2 separate regions of the Homo sapiens genome follow, and region 2 is linked to region 1. Evidence: read pairs that join two places in POLR2A ChIA-PET (ENCODE). Cell type or tissue: PC-3. All regions are shown on one strand. Links, peaks and the distances in the headings refer to the core of each region. The heading gives the core; the rest is flanking DNA.

The links. Peaks named below come from ENCODE experiments on the same cell type or tissue, not always from the same donor. Only the 100,000 strongest peaks of a DNase experiment are listed, where the experiment ranks them.
Region 2: POLR2A ChIA-PET joins it to region 1 with 7 read pairs; 1 of 35 experiments calls an interaction of 5 or more read pairs at or near these places.

Annotation. Positions count from the first base shown.
Region 1 is chr5:147,792,764-147,802,568 of GRCh38, reverse strand. No RefSeq gene overlaps it. Among named protein-coding and RNA genes, the nearest start is that of JAKMIP2, 15 kb to the right of the region's middle. In PC-3, for the core only: no CTCF peak of the experiment used is centred there; DNase peaks (open chromatin) are centred at 5,468 and 5,838; H3K4me3 peaks cover 963 bases; H3K27ac peaks cover 1,977 bases.
Region 2 is chr5:148,141,546-148,151,350 of GRCh38, reverse strand. No RefSeq gene overlaps it. Among named protein-coding and RNA genes, the nearest start is that of SPINK14, 22 kb to the left of the region's middle. RefSeq lists a silencer at 5,071-5,365. In PC-3, for the core only: no CTCF peak of the experiment used is centred there; DNase peaks (open chromatin) are centred at 3,720 and 5,230; H3K4me3 peaks cover 1,811 bases; H3K27ac peaks cover 3,526 bases.

The sequences.
Region 1 (9,805 bases), core at 1,264-9,263:
CAGCCATCAACAGAGGCAAGGATGTGGTACTGGGAACTGATGTCTATTGGCATCTCCTGCTTATACCATAGAATGGTGATATAACAGAGCTTCTCAAGGGCCGGAACAGAGGAACACGTAAGGCATGGGGAAGCAAGCTTAAGCACTGGGGCAAGTCATCTTCAAGGAAGATATTGTTCTCAAAGATATCATTCCTGTGGTACAGTTCTCATTCATTTCACATCTCTATTCCCAACACACTTCCAAAGACTGCCCCAGTGTAACATATGCAGTTACTTCTCTGCGTAAGTCCTGCTTTTCCCTATCGAGTCTTACCACGTAAAGCTACAGTTCTATTGCAAGAGAGGGAAGCACATCTCTACAGATTGTGTCTTTAAGAACTAACATAAGTATTTCACCCATCTGACTAGGAAGGAGGAGGCTTATCAAGTGATAGTTTTATAAATCTAGATAGAATTTTTCTCTCAAACATTCAGAGTCAAAGGCCAGAAGTTACTTACCTGATGTAAAGTACTTTCAATTAAACATACTGGAGACAGACTTGTATCAATGACATTAAGTTATGAATGATAAAAGAGAAATAATTCAACATCTTCTAAGGAACATGTGTGAAATACTCCCTTGGAGTGTCACCAAGCCAGGCTAGGACAGAGAGTTAGGCCTCCAAACCCCTGAGCAGCACTTGCTTTCTTGAGATAGCATTATCTGGGGATCAGTTTCAGGTGGGAGGCAAAAAGTTAAGGAAGAGTTTGCCACTATGGCAGAATTAGTTTAGCAGTGGGAAGGTCTACGTTTTGGTCTCAAGAGAGGAAATTGTGAATTTACCTAGAAAGGGTGAAGTTTTACCCAGCAGATAACTCTGCCCTTTCCTGTAAATTTACCTAGATGGGGTGAAGTTTACCCAGCAGATAACACTGCCCTTTCCACTATGACCCATGTAACCTGGACAGCCCTGTATTGCCCAACACAAAGTTACTCTTAGAACATAGAAGACCTAGGCAGGAAGACCTGGTGGTGTTTATGATGCCCACTGTGGCCTTGACACCAGCTAACCAGAATAAGAGAATTTTAGGGACCACTCCTTTTTCTTTCTTTGAAAAGGAAAACAGAAAATTGAGCATCAATAGAAACATCAGCCTCTGTCCTTCCTGACTTCTGATGTCTACCCTTGGACATCCATGAAATCCCAAGCTGTCTAATTCCCCTTGGAAATGAAAAAGTAGAGAGGGGTATACACTTAAGTTTCTTCGGCATGATGCCTCCACCTTATAGGAACCGGTTAAACATCCCCAGGACAATCATCAGCAATTGCCTTTGGATACGTAAGGATTCCTAGGATCAGTTGCTCCCCCTGAACTTGAAGAGATCAATTTATGTGTAAGAGAATGAAAAGCACATATATAGGGCCATCAAGGACAACATTGGCCAGAAAATGTAAGGTAAGGGCCACAGTAAAACAAAGACGCATTCAGGTAGGATTTCCCGGGCTCACATCATACTCACATCAAGGTCAAGGCTATTTTTAGTGTTCCCTTCCCTTCATCTCAGCTAAGGTCTGTAATTCTCACTGCCAAGTCCCAGGTTCATTTAGGCATGCACTTGATGCCGCTTCTAAATCCTTATCTTTACCTGTTTATCTTGCTGTTTTCTCAGTAGTTGTGGCTGGATGTATCTGCTGTCCCAGGCAGACCAAGTTTAAGACATGTACATTGGTCTCCCAGATCAACTTAATTTAAATGGGTATGTCCTCCTTGCTACACACAAGAGGATTTTGAATTGATAATCGAGGAAAACTGGAGTCACTTCTCCTAGGATAGAACTCTGCATTTATTTGCTCAAAGCAACTGGTAAAGAATGATGGATGAGCCAAGGTTTTCATTTCACCATATGGAATCAAAGGAGTTTGCATTCCTTGTTGCTATGTCTCTCAGTCTGTAGTCAACGGAAAATATATTTCATTAGAACAAGAGGGAGCTATTTAAGTTACCTCTTTTATGTTACTATTTATGTTAGATCATAAATCAATCTAGTCTTTGATATAAAATCTAGTATTTCTAAAGCCATTACGTAAATACAAAATTACCAATTTTCAGTGCTTAAACCAGGGATGATGCATCTATACTAAAGCATATGAGAATTTTCTTTTTGTCAAAAATACTGGTTCTCAGGCCTTTGAGATTACTTTAAATATCAATGGGAGACTTTGACTAAAAGGCTTCTTTTTAAAGATTTGCATAATGTTGTCTGGATGGTATTGCAGAACCTGGATCCTGCAATCTGCCCCTACCTTTAACTTGTTCCCACCGTGTTTGCTTGCCTTGACCTACTGGTTAGTCCTGCTCTCCCTGCCATTTTCACTGGGATTTTTCTTCCTATGTGCTTATTTGTAGGAAACTCTTCTCCATTTCAGACAACATATTCTAAATGCTCTTTACTGCACTATACTTGAAGAATGCTCCTTTTAGCATGGACTGGTCTAAAAATTATATCAGTGCCAATGCAGTAAGATTTATAAGAGGATGGAAAATGCAGAGTTTGGCTCTTTTTAAATTCTTTTATGTAAGTAGGCTCTACAAGACATTTGAACTATACTTTACTGAAAATAATTACATCAAAATTTGGTCAACAATGCAAATTGTTGCTGGACCAGGGCCAGGGCTAAGATGATACCCCAGGCATTCAAAAACTCAGCTGAGTACTCCTGTCACATATGAACCATGAAGAAGGACCTGCAGAGTCAAAGGGAGAAAACATACATCTCATCTCCTATCTCTTCTAGTGTCTGCTTTACTTATTTACTCTTAACTGTGTGCATTTTCTTTATTCAGTCATTTATTGGTTGGCTTTATCCTCTTGGGGGAGTTAACCAATTACAGAAACAAAACTTTTATTTTATCTGATTAGAATCAGATTATGCATTTTGGTAGAAATACCTCAGAAGTGATGCTGTGTCCTTTTGAGTGCATGATGTTAAGGAGACACAGGGCCAGGCGTGGTGGCTCACGCCTGTAATCTCAGCACTTTGGGAGGCTGAGGCAGGCAGATCACCTGAGGTCGGGAGTTCAAGGCCATCCGGGCCAACATGGGGAGACCCCGTCTTTACTAAAAATACAAAAATTAGCCTAGTGTGGTGGCATGCACCTGTAGTCCCAGCTACTCAGGAGGCTAAGGCAGGAAAATCACTTATCACTTGAACCCAGGAGGCAGAGATTGCAGTGAGCCAAGTTCATGCCACTGCACTCCAGCCTGGGCGACAGAGTTAGATTCTGTCAAAACAAACAAACAAACAAACAAACAAAAACAAAAAAACAAAGAGAGAGAGATATATAGGATGTCTGTTCATTCTACTCTTGGTGATGTTAACTTTGATCACTTGATTAGAGAGATACAGTAGCCCCCTCTATCCCCTAATCTGGGGGATATGTTCCAACAGCCTCAGTGGATGCCTAATGCTGCAGAAAGTACTGAACCCTATATATGGGCATACTTTAGTGAAGTTACAGGTTTGGTCCAGACCACAATAAAGTGAATATCAGAATAAAGCAAGTCACAGGAATTTTTTTTGTTTCCCAGTGCGTATAAAAGTTATGTTTACATTGTACTGCAGTCTATTAAGTGTGCAATAGCATTATGCCTTAAAAAAACAATGCGCATAGCTTAATTTAAAATATTTTGTTGCTAAAAAATGCTAATGATCATCTGAGCATTCAGGAAGTCATAATTGTTTGCTTGCCTCGATACTGATGCTGCTGACTGACCAGGGTGGGAGTTGTTGAAGGCTGGAGTGGTGTGGCAATATTTTAAAGTAAGACAACAGTGGAGTCTGCCACAACAATCGACTCTTCCTTTTATGAAAGATTTCTTTATAGCCACCAATGTTGTTTGAAAGCATTTTACTCACAATGGAACTTCTTTCAAAATTGTAGCCAATCCTCTCAAACCCTGCCACTGCTTTATCAACTAAATTGATGTAATACTATAAATGCCTTGCTGCTATTTCAACAAGGTTCACAGCATCTTCACCAGGGGTAGTTTTCATTTCAAGAAACCACTTTTCTTTGGTCATCGATAAGATGCAACTCCTCGTCCTCATCTGTGAAAGTTGTATCATGAGATAGCAGGAATACAGGCACATCTTCAGAGTCTACTTCTAATTCCAGTGCTCTTGCTATTTCCACCATAACTGCAGTTATTTCCTCCATTGAAGTCTTGAATCCTCAAAATCATTCATAAGGGTAGAATCAAGTTCTTCAAAACTCCTACTAATGTTGATCTTTTGACTTCCTTCCATGAATGTCGAATGATCTTCATGGCATCCAGAATAATGAATCCTTTCCAGGAGACTTTCACTTTACACAGATCCTTCCCAAGAATCACTATCTATGATAGCTATAGCCTTGTGAAATGAATTAAATAATAAGACTTGAAAGTCAAAATGACTCCCTGAACCATAGGTTGAAAATGAACATTATGTTAACAATCATGAAAAACAACGTTAATCTCCTTGTACATCTTCATCAGAGCTCTTGGGTAACTGGGTACCTTATTAGTGAGTAGAAATATTTTGAAAGGGATCACTTTTTTGAGCAGTAATTCTCAATATTGGGTTTAAAATATTCAATAAACCATGCTGTAGACAGAAGTGCTGTCATTCAGGCTTTGTTGTTTCATTTGCAGAGCATAGGCAGAGTAGATTTGGCATCATTCTTTAAGTGCTCCAGCATTTTCAGAGTGGTAAATGAACCCTGGCTTCAATTTCAGGTCACAGCTGCTGTCCCCTAACAAGTCAGTTTGTCCTCTGAAGCTCGGAAGCCAGGCACTGACTTTTCCTCTTTAGGATGTTCTAGATGGTAACGTCTTCTAATAGAAGGCTCTTTTGTCTGCAATGAAAATCTGTAGTATAATATGGCCACCTTCATCAATGATCTTAGCTAGTTAGATCTTCTGAGTGGTTTCCTGCAGCTTCTACATAAGCCCTTGCTGTTTCACTTTGCACTTTTCTGTTATGGAGATGGCTTCTTTCCTTAAACCTCATGAACTAACTTCTGCTAGCTTCCAACTTTTCTTCTGTAGCTTTCTCACCTCTTTCAGCCTTGTAGAATTGAAGACAGTTAGGGCCTTACTCTAGATTAGGCTTTGGCTTAAGGGAATATTGTGGCTGGTTTTATCTTCTATCCAGACCACTCAAACTTTCTTCATAATAACATAACAGTAATAAGGCTGTTTCACTTTCTTATCATTTGAATTTTCCTCAAGCACTTTTCCTTTGAATTCACAACTTGGCTAACTGTTTGGCATAAGAGAACTAGCTTTAAGTCTATCTTGGCTTTTGACATGCCTTGCTCACTACGTTTAATCGCTTAAGTAGAACAAGTTACTTGAACACAAAGACTGCAATACCGTCACAGTTGATCTAATAACTGAGAGAGCTACTACGTTACTAACAGGCAGGTAGTGTATACAGCGTGAACATGCTGGACAAAGGGATGATTCATGTCTCAGGTGGAACAGAGTAGGAACATGAGAGATTTCATCATCGCACTCAGAATGGTGCACAATTTAAAACTTAGGAATTATTTATTTCTGTAATTTCTAACTTGATATTTTTAAACTGCAATTGATTGCAAGTAATAGAAACTGTGTGAAGCAAAACTAAGGATAAGGGGGAATTCTGGTACCAACTAGGTTTCTTCACTGTAAAGTTATTCCTTTTCCCCTTGTAAAGAATGGGAGGGGGACCTTGTAGAGATATAGTCTGACACTCCATAAATATCCTCTTCCTCATCAAACATTTACCCATTAGTTTTAGCATTGATGATTCATCCTTAGAATATTACTATGATGTTTGCTAAATGCTGATTTCCCAAATGATGGATCATTCCTTTTATAGTTATGAGTTGGCATTCTGCTGTAAGAAAAAGCTTTCCTCCCTGTTTATTTCATTTTATTTATTTATAAAAGAATGGAATCATGGATTCTAATTTTATTATATGAATTACATTCCACTACTATTATTAATCTTTTGATGCCCAAACTCTTTCAGATTTTGTGAATGCCACTCCTTTCAAGCTGGTTCCTTTGACTTTTGAAGTATTTCCATCTTTCTTTAAGTACTTCTTTACTTTCTACAACAGCAAGATGTTCCAGGCTCATTTTATCTTTATTGCCACAGATCTGGAATCAGCCATTTTGTCCAATGAGTCCTGATTTATTTTCTTTTAATGAAGTATGACCTTTAGAATTCATGCTCTGGATATTGTTGTGTCATTGCTACCAGGCCCTCTGAGCAGACAGATCTGGCATATACATGTCAGCAATCTCACTCTCTCTCGCTCGCTTTCTCTCTTCCTCCTGCACCCCCCCATCTCACTACCAACTTTTGTTCACACATGCAACCTATGAGTATCTGTTCCTCCACAACCTCATCAACAGAAGCTATTTTTATAATAATCTGATCTTATAAGACAATTCCCAATGATCTGTTCTAGTCATGAAGACCAGACTCACATGGATCTAGGAAGAGACAGCATTCACTGCGCCACATAAAAGTGGAGGCACAGGGTGACTAGATGTCACCAAAGGGCTCCCCTCAGTGTGGCAACCTATGAGTGAAGTTCCGCCTGTAGCTTTTAAGAGAAGGCAGGCTAAGTGTTTCCCAGTAAACTTTGTCCATCTGCCCAAATGTATATGGGAGACATAAAAAGAAGGGTCAGCGCAAATCAGATTACAAATTCTAAGACAGACATGAAGCCTTGTCTCAAAGACTGGTCCCTGATAATAAGCTTTGGATTATTGACACTTCTTCTAAGCACATCTAGGGTACTCAAAGGTGGCTCAATGAAAAAAAAAATCTCCCTTTAAAGACTGCATCTTAAAATTTTGCCACAAAGAAAATTTAGAGTGGGAATGGATCTTGGAGAGATGAAAATGTATATGATAAAAGCAAATGGTTCTATTATTCCTCTGTGGCCTGTCTTCAGTGAGATGATTCTTGACTACAGTAAAGGTCCTGTGAGAAGGCATGATCTGAAAAGATCCTGGCCTTGATGGTTAGACTTATAAAGTTCTGGGGACAGTGTTGGGAGAGGTGAGACTGAGCATTTCATTGATGAACTTTTAATTGAAGCAAAACTGGAGAAAAGATTTAAATGAGATGTCTTCTAAAGCCTTTTCATTGGGGAAGAAAGGTGCAGTTCTAGTTTCCAGTTGCAGTTCTCATCCACATCCAACTGCAGTTCCCCAAAACTGAGGGTTTTACGGAAATCCTGATGACAGTCATGGAGCCACTTCTCTACTGAAGGTGTGGATGGAGGAGGGGACGGTAGGAATATCAGTGACACATTACTCACATACATGTTAAAGGAAAAGGAGAGGAATAGCATTAGGATTCCCCTTTAAGTTTGGTCCCTCAAACTAGTCCCTGGATTAAGAAATTACTATGAATTATCTTAGTAAGACATTACTAAGAATTATCATGTACTTGGAATTGTTAGTCTCAATCATCTTCATTTTCTCATCCTCTGTTTTATACAGGGGTTTCTCTGATCTGAAAATAGGGTGTCAAGTGGAGGAAAGTATGAAGGTTGAGGACACTGAATGAAGCACAGAATTAGTTTGTAATAGATTAGTTAAGGCTTAGATTTTTTTAAAAATGGGAAGCACAAGAGATGTTAGTAGCCTAAGCCTGAAGCTGCTTTATCTTGGTCTCATACAATCTGCTTCTAAAATCTCATTTATAGCACCTTACTCAGGATAATCTGTGGGACAGAGCTCAAAAAACAGAATTTAATATTTATTACAACCTTTGATTCAAGAAATAGGAGACATTGTTATTATGATCTATAAAAGACCAGGCCTTTGACTTGGTCTAATTCAGTCACAGAGGCTGTAATTAGGTATAAATTATTCTTTCTAAGTCTGATATCTCATACTTAGATCTAGGACATGAAGATTTCTCCTTCAGGGAAGGTACATAAAGCAAATATACTCTTGTCTCCGTACTTATGATCTTTGCATAAAGTCAGACCCAGGCCATTTTCCAGAAAATTCTGGGAAATTAGGGCATTGTATAATGCAAAGCACTTTTCTCTTCTGTGACTTCTCTATGCTATAATATCCCAGGGCCAAGACAGAAATGGTTGGAAAAATGGAGAAAATATTAGATCCATTGCGTCTGATTCACACTGTTTTAACTCCAATAATTAGGTGTTTGAACCAGATAGTCATTAGACACACCACTGTATCAAAAGGAAGAATAAAAATATACGCCTGATTGTGAAGGCTAGCAAATCTCTAGAATTACAGTGGAATTTGCATGACTCTCAGTATGCTATATCTTCTTTTGCTCTTATATTTAAAAAACCTACTCATCTGACAAATGGCTAATATCCAGAATCTACAATGAACTCAAACAAATTTACAAGAAAAAAAACAAACAACCCCATCAAAAAGTGGGCAAAGGATATGAACAGACACTTCTCAAAAGAAGACATTTATGCAGCCAAAAGACACATGAAAAAATGCTCATCATCACTGGCCATCAGAGAAATGCAAATCAAAACCACAATGAGATACCATCTCACACCAGTTAGAATGGCAATCATTAAAAAGTCAGGAAACAACAGGTGCTGGAGAGGATGTGGAGATATAGGAACACTTTTACACTGTTGGTGGGACTGTAAACTAGTTCAACCATTGTGGAAGTCAGTGTGGCGATTCCTCAGGGATCAAGAACTAGAAATACCATTTGACCCAGCCATCCCATTACTGGGTATATACCCAAAGGACTATAAATCATGCTGCTATAAAGACACATGCACATGTATGTTTATTGTGGCACTATTCACAATAGCAAAGACTTGGAACCAACCTAAATGTCCAACAGTGATAGACTGGATTAAGAAAATGTGGCACATATACACCATGGAATACTATGCAGCCATAAAAATGATGAGTTCATGTCCTTTGCAGGGACATGGATGAAATTGGAAATCATCATTCTCAGTAAACTATCGCAAGGACAAAAAACCAAACACCGCATGTTCTCACTCATAGATGGGAATTGAACAATGAGAACACATGGACACAGGAAGGGGAACATCACGCTCTGGGGAATGTTATGGGGTGGGAGGAGTGGGGAGGGATAGCATTAGGAGATATACCTAATGCTAAATGACGAGTTAATGGGTGCAGCACACCAGCATGCCACATGTATACATATGTAACTAACCTGCACATTGTGCACATGTACCCTAAAACTTAAAGTATAATAATAATAAAAAAAAGAAAAAATAAAATAAAATAAAATAAAAATGCTAAAAAAAAATTGTTCCATGTTACAAAGGCAGATCACAGCTTCTGGGAATCTGGGGAAAATAGTAATGAAGCCATGTAACCTATTCCTCCTTTCTGGGTCTCCACTTACTCAGTGACTATATGTAAAATAAGGAAGGATTGGAAATTGAGCTGTTTGGAAATGCAGAAAGCAGTGACATTTTTCTCACTCAGTGTTAATTTGCACCTAATATAGTGACTTTGAAAGCCTCACCTAGAATAATATGGTAGGCTGAAAAGGAAGGGTAAATTCACTATTCATAGCATTATTACACACGAGGCCTTTCAGGAGATAAGAAGATGGTGTAATAACAGAACAGTCAACCTGATGCGTTGGCTCAAGCCTGTAATCCCAGTACTTTGGGAGGCCGAGGCGGGCGGATCATGAGGTCAGGAGATTGAGACCATCCTGGCTAACACAGTGAAACCCGTCTCTACTAAAAATACCAAGAAAATTAGCCGGGTGTGGTGG
Region 2 (9,805 bases), core at 1,107-9,106, 350 kb before region 1:
ATTATGATAATAATCATAGTCTTATGCTTCATAGTAACATCTAGCCTGTTAGGTACTAAGATTGTTTCCGGCTATTTCTGAGAGAGGCTAGTTCTGCAAATAATACATTAAATTCAGCACTTACACAACGGTATTGCAAAAGGTACATCTGTTGGAATATACATTTCCATCAGATCCACAGTGAAGTGTGTAGTCCATGGTACATGCCTCAGAATACCTGGTACACTGAATCTGCTCCATCAGAAACAAACAAACAAACATGTTTTATCTTTCAAATAATTAAATCATAGAAAACAAACTTTTAAAATATCTTAAAAGATCATTCATTCCAAAATTCCATATGCAAAAAATATAGCTGCTGCACTTTACATACTCTGTCTCAACAAGGCTGGGAGTCTTGTCACAGCTAGGGACAGCTCAGTCCAGTTTAGGCCCTCCCTCTCACTAATTCCCTATATCTAAGTGATGAATACACCTTGTGGATTCTATCTGGTACTTCATTTCTGAGTCAGTCCTCTCCTCATCATACTGTCATCCACTTTATTCAAGCCCTCAATATGTCCTGTTCAAACGACCCCAGTTTTCTGCTAATTCTCTGCCCATTCTCTATGCTTATCTGAGGTTTCAATCACTCTCCACACTGATGCCAGACTGATCTTTTAAAAAGCAAAATAGATATTGCTCTTCAAATACTTAACTGATTCTCCATTAGGAGATAATCCTCTCCTGACTCATGCTTATCTCTTCAGGTTTGTCTGCAATGTCTTCTGCATCTTACTCTAATTAAACCTCAGGACTGAGTTCCCAAGTATTTCCTGCCCCTGGATATGTTTGTGCTTTTGCTCTTGCTGTTTTCCTATCTTGCCTAACTTTTACCAACTGTATCTATCAGGACAATTCCCACTCCTTCTTAAATGTCATTTTAACTACTTATAGAACAGTTTCACGATGATACTTCTCTTTCTCACCCATCAAATTTGGTTAGGTGCCCGTCCTAAAAATGAACTGTCTTTATTGTCACAACCCCATGTTTATAATTATCTTATATCACATTTTAAACTCTATTAGAATTATTGACACTCCACCCACCTAGCTTTTTACCCCTGAATTAATTGTGTCTACGCTTGTTTTTAAATTTTTTCATACTTTATTTATAACTTTTTTATTGTTATAAAAGCGTCTTAAGTTCCTAATTTTCCTTGAAATCCTCACCTTAACCTTCTAGTTAATTGCAATGTTAGAAAATAACTATATGGATAGCAATATATTCCAATTAAGGGCTATAAATAAGGTTTGTGAACTCTTCCTCTGCTATATTTCAGATCTGCTTAGGTTGGCCAGATGCCTTATCTATGAATATAAATAGTCATAGGTAATTTTTAGAATATGTATTTTTAAATGGTTGTTTTCTACGAAAATGAGGCATATTTTACATCAAGAATTAAGAATTAAGAATTAATAAAATTTCTGCATATACTTACACATTTACCTTCATGAAGTTTTCTGAGTTGAAATTCTTGATCTCTGGAAGAGAAGATTTTATTGAATGCATAATGTGATAATTTGAGATTTCATAGTCTATAGAGTAAAATAGTCATATGTTATTTCTTTGTTGTCTGACCTAGACTGAGAATGAGAAGCTCTTCTTGAATAACTATCCCAGTTGGTTAATACTGATAGTAAACATCTTTAATATATGAACATTTTTGAATCAAGTAAGAATATAAAAACATAAAATCAACACTAAAAGTAGATTGAGCATTTTTTAAAATCCTGTGAATATTCAGTGAGAATCTAAGACATAATATAGTGTGAAAACATTCTTAACTTTGCAATTAAGAAAAAGAAAATACACCCAAATCTTTCCCTGCCACTTAAAGTCTGTACAATTTTGGTATAGTCACTTCTTTCTAAATATTAGATTTCTGCTCTCTAAAAACAGGATATGAGATAATATAATTTTAATCTCTTCTGGTTGCATTAGTGTGTGAGCTAACATATACTGAGAGACCTTATTCTGGATAACACTTGCTGTGACACTTGACTTTAAATTTTCAAAAGGACTAGAAAATAGGAGAAAAGAAGGAAGAAAAAGATAAGAAAAAAGGAGCTTACTTCTATAAAGCACTCTGTGTTGGCTACTTAGCTAAGATTTGGCATGCTTTATCACAGTGAATCCTAAATTCTATTATAATTTCTGTCTTAGAGATAAGAACACTGAAGCTTGTAGTAACTTGGGTATTTGCATAATCTACAAAGTGGAGTCTGGATTCTAATCCGAATGTTTGACACCAAAGCCCATGATTTTAACCATGAATCATAAAGTATTGAATTCATACTACTGGAAGGCTGGTAATAATCATTGTTTCATTCTTCTAAAGTCTCAGATCTTGTTAAAAGTAAAGACTTAATATTAAACTTGTAGTGCTAGTAGTGGTGGGGATATGCTAATTCCAACTATTCATTTGTACTATCATTCTCTTCCCTCAACTTTTCTAGACGATCATGAGAGGAAACACAAATTCTAAAGGATAGATCAAAGTCATATATTTCCATATAAGTTCACAAGGTTTTATGTGTCTATGGCTAACAGCCTAAATAGAAATAGCTATCCTCAAAATTATCCTGTGGAGGAAGAAAAGTATAGGAGATTCATGAAAATGTGACCAATATATATTTCCTGCTTGAGACTGTTTCCTTAAATGCAATGTGGGTATCAAATGCATATAGGTAACAGCTAATACCCAAAAGATAGTGTATAATGTGAATGAGAATTTGGTTGAATAACCAATATATTTTATATATGTATATATATGTACAAAAGTAATTGCAGTTTTTGCCATTACTTCCAACAAGTACACAAACATACACATATATATATTTACATATGTAAATCCACATATACACATATATGTATATTTCTTTAGACATATAGCTAAGCTTTTCTTTTTCACAACTTTAACAGAGCATTGTGCATGGGGTATTGAGGAAGCACACAAAAAGTGGCATTTGTCAAGCCATGTTTTAAAAGACCAAGATTTTGGCCAGTGTGGGCTTTATAATCATAAAAAAAGACGAATTGGGGCTTCAAATTGAGTATAACACTTCCTGGTTTTGCATGCAAAACATGCATTCATTACTGTAAGTTTTCTGATCTGTGCCACATATTGGTCTCCAGTCTCTTGGGCATGCAGTCTTTAAGCCTTTAATGTATCTGGAACAGTTCACCTATAGTTGGAACAAAAAATAATGCCCTGTATTCCCATTATTAAATTCTATTCTTATATGAAGATGTTGAAGGGGAAGGAAGTGGAAAGAAAACTAGCCTCTTCAGCTTTTCAACAAACACATCTGAAGAACTTCTATGGACCAGGTGTTGTGCTACAGAAATAAACAGACCAGAACATGCGCTAAATAATAAGGGAATTTTCTGTTTAACAAGGAAATATCAATCTCTCCTTTAAGGATTCTAATGAAAGTCTAAAAGAATAAGGAATGTGAAAAATGCTCAGAAAATTTAAAATACTATACAAAGATAAAAGTTTACTTTATCTGCGGTTCTTTTGAGAAGAGGTTCCTTGTGCAAGCTTTAGAGAAGGAAATACCACCAGGAAGGCGCAGAGCAGACATGTTTTTACCTCCAGAGGAGTTACGTGAATCCACTGTGAGCCAGTTTAGCTACTTTCACAGCTCTATTTACACATTCACTATGACTTCATTTTTACAAATACCACACAGAGAAGGTTGCACTCACCTTTGTCCCTTTTGTTTGATCACCAGAAGAGAGCGAAGCAAGAATCAGTTGAAGAGGAGCAGTTGGAGAAAGAACAAATTGCACAGTTAGAAGTGCAAAGCTAAATCCCCATTGTTCATGGTAACCAAAACCCATTTCCCAGCAATAGTCCTTGCCCAGCCCAGCCCTAAAAGAGGCCATTTCTTCATGCAAGTCCAAACTCAGGATGAAGATAGACATGCATGTGGCTCTGATTTAAAAAAAAAAAAAAATCCAGTGGGGAAAGCTCTGTTTATTGAGAAAGGACTGTCACAGATGTCCAGGAGTTCCTGTGGGCATCCTCTGAGTAGGATGGCATGGGTTATGGTCCCAAAGCTTTATAGGTTGTTTCTGAAAGGGCAAGTCATAAACCTGAGGGATCCTGCTCAGGAATGGAACATACAGCCACAATCCTTTTATCCCTCTCCTCAGTCTCTCTTCCTCACACTAAAGATCTGACTCAACTCACTTTTGTTAATCAGGCCAATTCAAACAGATGCCTTCTAAATTTTCTTTAGACATTAACATTTATAATTTAATGAAGGCTGAATATATTACAGTTAACATAAACGCGTGACTATTGGAAAGAAACCCTGACTTGCCATATGGCGAGGTAGCCCAAGCAGTGACTGCTAGACCAAGGATGGCAAAAGCAGTGAAGCCCTTCATAGTGATGGTGAATGCCAATGATGGAGATATGCTGCTCTGAGCCAAGGAGTCCAGAGAGAGAAGAGTGGTCTATCCCATACAGGTATAAATACACAAACAAGGCAGGGTCCCTCCCACATCCAAGATTGACCTTTTCCATGATGATTGTCTGTTAACTCAAGATAGGGTATTTGCTTCATTTGTCAAGGAAAAGCACATGCCAAACCACATGGCATTTAAACATGCCAAAGGTCATGTTGCAATTTGATCTCCGATGTGTAAATGTTGGGAGGTGAGGCCTAGTGGAAGGTGTTTGAGCCTTGGAGAACCCCAAAATATATGTATTTCTCATGAATAGATTAATGTCCTCCCTTGGTAGTGAGTGGGTTCTCACTATTGAAGGACTGGATTAGTTACCAGAAAGCAGGTGTTATAAAATTGAGTTCAGCTTCCTAGATTCTCTCTCTTCCTTACTCTCTTGCCATGAGATCTCTTTGAACATGCCACTCACTTTAATGCTTCTCCACCATGTTTTGACCCAGAATGTCGCCTCACCAGAAGCCAGCCAGATGTGGTGCTATGCTCTTGAACTTAGCTTGTAGAACAATGAGCTAAAAAAAAAAAAAAAAAAAAAACTCTTTCCTTTATAATTTACCTAGCCTCAAATATTCTGTATAGCAAAACAAAATGAACTAAGACAGCTAATCTGAGGGTGAGCATCCCTACCAGAAGTTCCTGAGTAAACCCTTACAGCTGGAGCTCATCCAGCTGCTGCTTCTGAGTGTATAGGAATAGCTCCTGGCTAAAGAATGTGACATTTCCTGTTCAACTCCTCAATGCCTGTTCTACAAACAAAGGCTAGAACATAAGCAAATATGTTTAAGAGCTCACTTTTAGAGATCTTAGCAGTAGAATTTCTGCCAACTCTTTTTACTTAAAACTACAGGAACAAAGTTGATTCCAAAGTAAGAATATAATAGCTGACAGCCTTTCATTGTATAACTGACCCTGTGGATTTCTTTCATGTAAGTCAAGGCATTGGAATTCACTTTTTATCACTAACCCCATTGCTATATGCGGATTAAATCTACAAGTGTACTTTTTCTACCTCATGTCCTGTAGATATAAAATTGAAATATTCTACAAATAAGCAGAAGTGACCATTTCTGCAGATAACTAACAATTTTCTAAGATCACTGAATACAAATTCCATTCCTTTTGCCTGAAAACACAATCAGATAGACAATATTATTTATACAGAGAACACAAGACTAGGATTCATGAGGCTAAAGGATGTGGTGTAAAGAACATGAGATTACAAGCCATTCACTTAAATTTTTATTTCTGATTTATACTCACTTAGGTTTGCTCAGAAAATCACTGTTCCTCTCAGCTTCAGGATCTCCATGTATTAAGGATATTGGATAAATTATCTCTAAGTCTCTTCCAGTTCTGTCAATCCAGGATCTTATCAACCTTAAAGAAATACCTTTTCCTGATTGAGATCTTTGTCAACTACACATTATGTATTTAGCTAATAAAAAACAATTAATTAGTTGAAAGTACAATGTTAATTACAAAAAAAAAAATACACTTAACAGGATATTTTTTTCTGGGGTCATGCTACTCTTTGCCCTCCTTTTTAGCTGCAGCTTATCTAGTATTTCTGAGAACCACCTCATGATTATAGCCTTCTTCAGAGGGAGATGGGTACATTTCATAAGTTCATATTTCATGGAGCTAGCTTATTTCCAACAATGCCAGCTGTTTCCATCAGTGCTAACAATTTTTAATCTGTACCTGGAAGAGAATGCAGAATCCCTAAGTTCTTTGAAAAATAAGTTCCCTTCTCTATCCTTGTAGAGGCTTTATGTTACTGATCAGAACTGAGAGTGTCTGCCCTAAATATTACTTCCTTTTAAAATTCTTATCTTAAAGGTCTAAGTTTACTCAACAACTTTTAATGAGCAATTGCTTCATGCCCAGCATCGCATTCAGCAGTAGGGATAAAAACAATAATAAACTGTCTCTTTTTAAAGAAGTCACATTCCAGTGAGACAGACCAACTTGTAAATAAGTAGCTAGTAAACAGTGACAGTGGGTAATATAGGTGTAAGAACAGGGTGTTATAGGAGCATAACAAATGAATAAATAATTCACATTCATATGGGGAAGTAGGTCATGGAAGGCTTTTAGAATAAAGCAGCATCTTTACCGAGATGAAAAAAAATAGTATAGAGTTTGGGGAGGCAAAATTTCTAAAGTGGAAAGAAAAAGGGGAAGAGAAGGAGCAGGGATGGATAGAGTGGTTATGTTAGGAAGAGGGGACATGTGGAAACAATTTCAAGAAAATCATTCAAGTGTAGACAGGAAGGAGAGAAACACAAGTGTTGAGGCTGAAGAGGTAAACAGAGCATTCATGTGTCAGAAGAAGCCACTTCAAGGTTTTAAGCACAATACCATCAAATCCTAACTTTAGATAATTACCACAGGGGAGAAGGGAATGAAGGAGAAAGGAGTACAGCACTGAGATCTGTTATAAAGCTGTTGTGTCTGTTCATGTCCTTCACCCACTTTTTGATGGGGTTGTTTGTTTTTTTCTTGTAAATTTGTTGGAGTTCATTGTAGATTCTGGATATTAGCCCTTTGTCAGATGAGTAGGTTGCGAAAATTTTCTCCCATTTTGTAGGTTGCCTGTTCACTCTGATGGTAGTTTCTTTTGCTGTGAAGAAGCTCTTTAGTTTAATTAGATCCCATTTGTCAATTTTGTCTTTTGTTGCCATTGCTTTTGGTGTTTTAGACATGAAGTCCTTGCCCATGCCTATGTCCTGAATGGTAATGCCTAGGTTTTCTTCTAGGGTTTTTATGGTTTTAGGTCTAATGTTTAAGTCTTTAATCCATCTTGAATTGATTTTTGTATAAGGTGTAAGGAAGGGATCCAGTTTCAGCTTTCTACATATGGCTAGCCAGTTTTCCCAGCACCATTTATTAAATAGGGAATCCTTTCCCCATTGTTTGTTTTTCTCAGGTTTGTCAAAGATCAGATAGTTGTAGATATGCGGCATTATTTCTGAGGGCTCTGTTTAGAAGACATTTATGCAGCCAAAAAACACATGAAAAAATGCTCACCATCACTGGCCATCAGAGAAATGCAAATCAAAACCACAATGAGATACCATCTCACACCAGTTAGAATGGCAATCATTAAAAAGTCAGGAAACAACAGGTGCTGGAGAGGATGTGGGGAAATAGGAACACTTTTACAATGTTGGTGGGACTGTAAACTAGTTCAACCATTGTGGAAGTCAGTGTGGCGATTCCTCAGGGATCTAGAACTGGAAATACCATTTGACCCAGCCATCCCATTACTGGGTATATACCCAAAGGACTATAAATCTTGCTGCTATAAAGACACATGCACACGTATGTTTATTGCGGCATTATTCACAATAGCAAAGACTTGGAACCAACCCAAATGTCCAACAATGATAGACTGGATTAAGAAAATGTGGCACATATACACCATGGAATACTATGCAGCCATAAAAAATGACGAGTTCATGTCCTTTGTAGGGACATGGATGAAATTGGAAATCATCATTCTCAGTAAACTATCGCAAGAACAAAAAAACCAAACACCGCATATTCTCACTCATAGGTGGGAATTGAACAATGAGATCACATGGACACAGGAAGGGGAATATCACACTCTGGGGACTGTTGTGGGGTGGGGGGAGGGGGGAGGGATAGCATTGGGAGATATACCTAAAGCTAGATGACGAGTTAGTGGGTGCAGTGCACCAGCATGGCACATATATACATATGTAACTAACCTGCACAATGTGCACATGTACCGTAAAACTTAAAGTATAATAATAAAAAAAAAAGCTGTTGTAGTCAATCAGGAAGGAAGGATGATAGCTGGAACCAAATGTTTATCAAATTTTGTGATTACATGAAGGATAAAACTGAAAGAGGAAGACAAGGAGAATGCATAGATTTCAGGTTTGCCTAGTTTTGCTTTGTTCTAATGAAGTTTGGCTGCTGAGTAGGATTTTTCAACCAATTTGAGTTGGGAAATTGAACAGATCTGTGTTTTGAAGAGGTCATTTGAAAACAAACAAATTGTAAAAGATACAGCCCTTGTGTTGCTCTCCTTCCCTTCTACACTTGCCCCCTCTTCCTAGCACAACCACTTTATCCATTCTTGGTCCTTCTCTTCCCCTTTTTCCTTCCATTTTAGAATTTTTGTCTCTCCAAACTCTATACTAATTTTTCTCATCTCAGTAAAGATGCAGCTTTATTCTGAAAGTCTTCCATGACCTCCTTCCCCTATGAATGTGAATTATTCGTATTACAAACAAGTGTATTGCAGAAGGCTATCGCAAAAGTCTGCTGAAGTGAGAAAGAGGGTAGAAAATACATGTTAAAAAATAAGGTAGAGGCCACATGCGGTGGCTCATGCCTGTAATCCCAGCACTTTGGGAGGCCGAGGCAGGTGGATCTCCTAAGGTCAGGAGTTTGAGACCAGCCTGGCCAACATGGTGAAACTCTGTCTCTACTAAAAATACAAAAAATTAGCCAGGCGTGGTTGCCCGCGCCTGTAATCTCAGCTACTCAGGAGGCTGAAAGGAGAATCGCTTGAACCCAGGAGGCAGAGGTTGCAGTGAACCAAGATTGTGCCACTGCACTCCAGCCTGGGCAACCAGACCGAAACTCCATCTCAAAATAATAATAATAATAATGTAGAATGCAAGATGTCCATAGACTTGAGAAATAGTTAAAAGCACTATAGCAAATTAAAATAAAGTACCTAGAATGACTTGCAGCAAGACAGCGCATCATCCCTCAAAATAATCCAAGAAAAACTTTTACATGGTCAAATGAAAATTCTATCAAGAAAGAAAAATATTTTAATTGATGTTTTTTCCAGGCACCTATCAAAAAGTGACAATCTTTCTCTCTGTTCTCTCTTCATGCTTGAAGAATGATTTATTGTCATATGTTATTTACTTAAAAGATTAATTTCAGTACTGGAAAGAAAAGGGGATCTCTGTGCCAGGATGGTGCCCAGGAAAGAACAGGATGTCCTATTCTGCTTCTTTCTATGAAAAGAGCAGTTTGGGACATCATCATTAGTAAGGTCCTCAGCGAGTGTCATTTGAGGACTCATTCATAATCTAACTGGGTTAGATATTGGAGTAACCTTGGTCAAAGTCAATCAGGAAGGCCACAACTACACTAGTTAGCTCTGCTGCTATAACGAAGTACCACAGGCTGGGTGGTTTAAACAACAAAAATGTATTTTCTCACACTCTGGAGACGAAAAGTCCAAGACCTAGGTGCCAGAAAATCCCGTTTCTGGTGAAGGCTCTCATCCTGGTT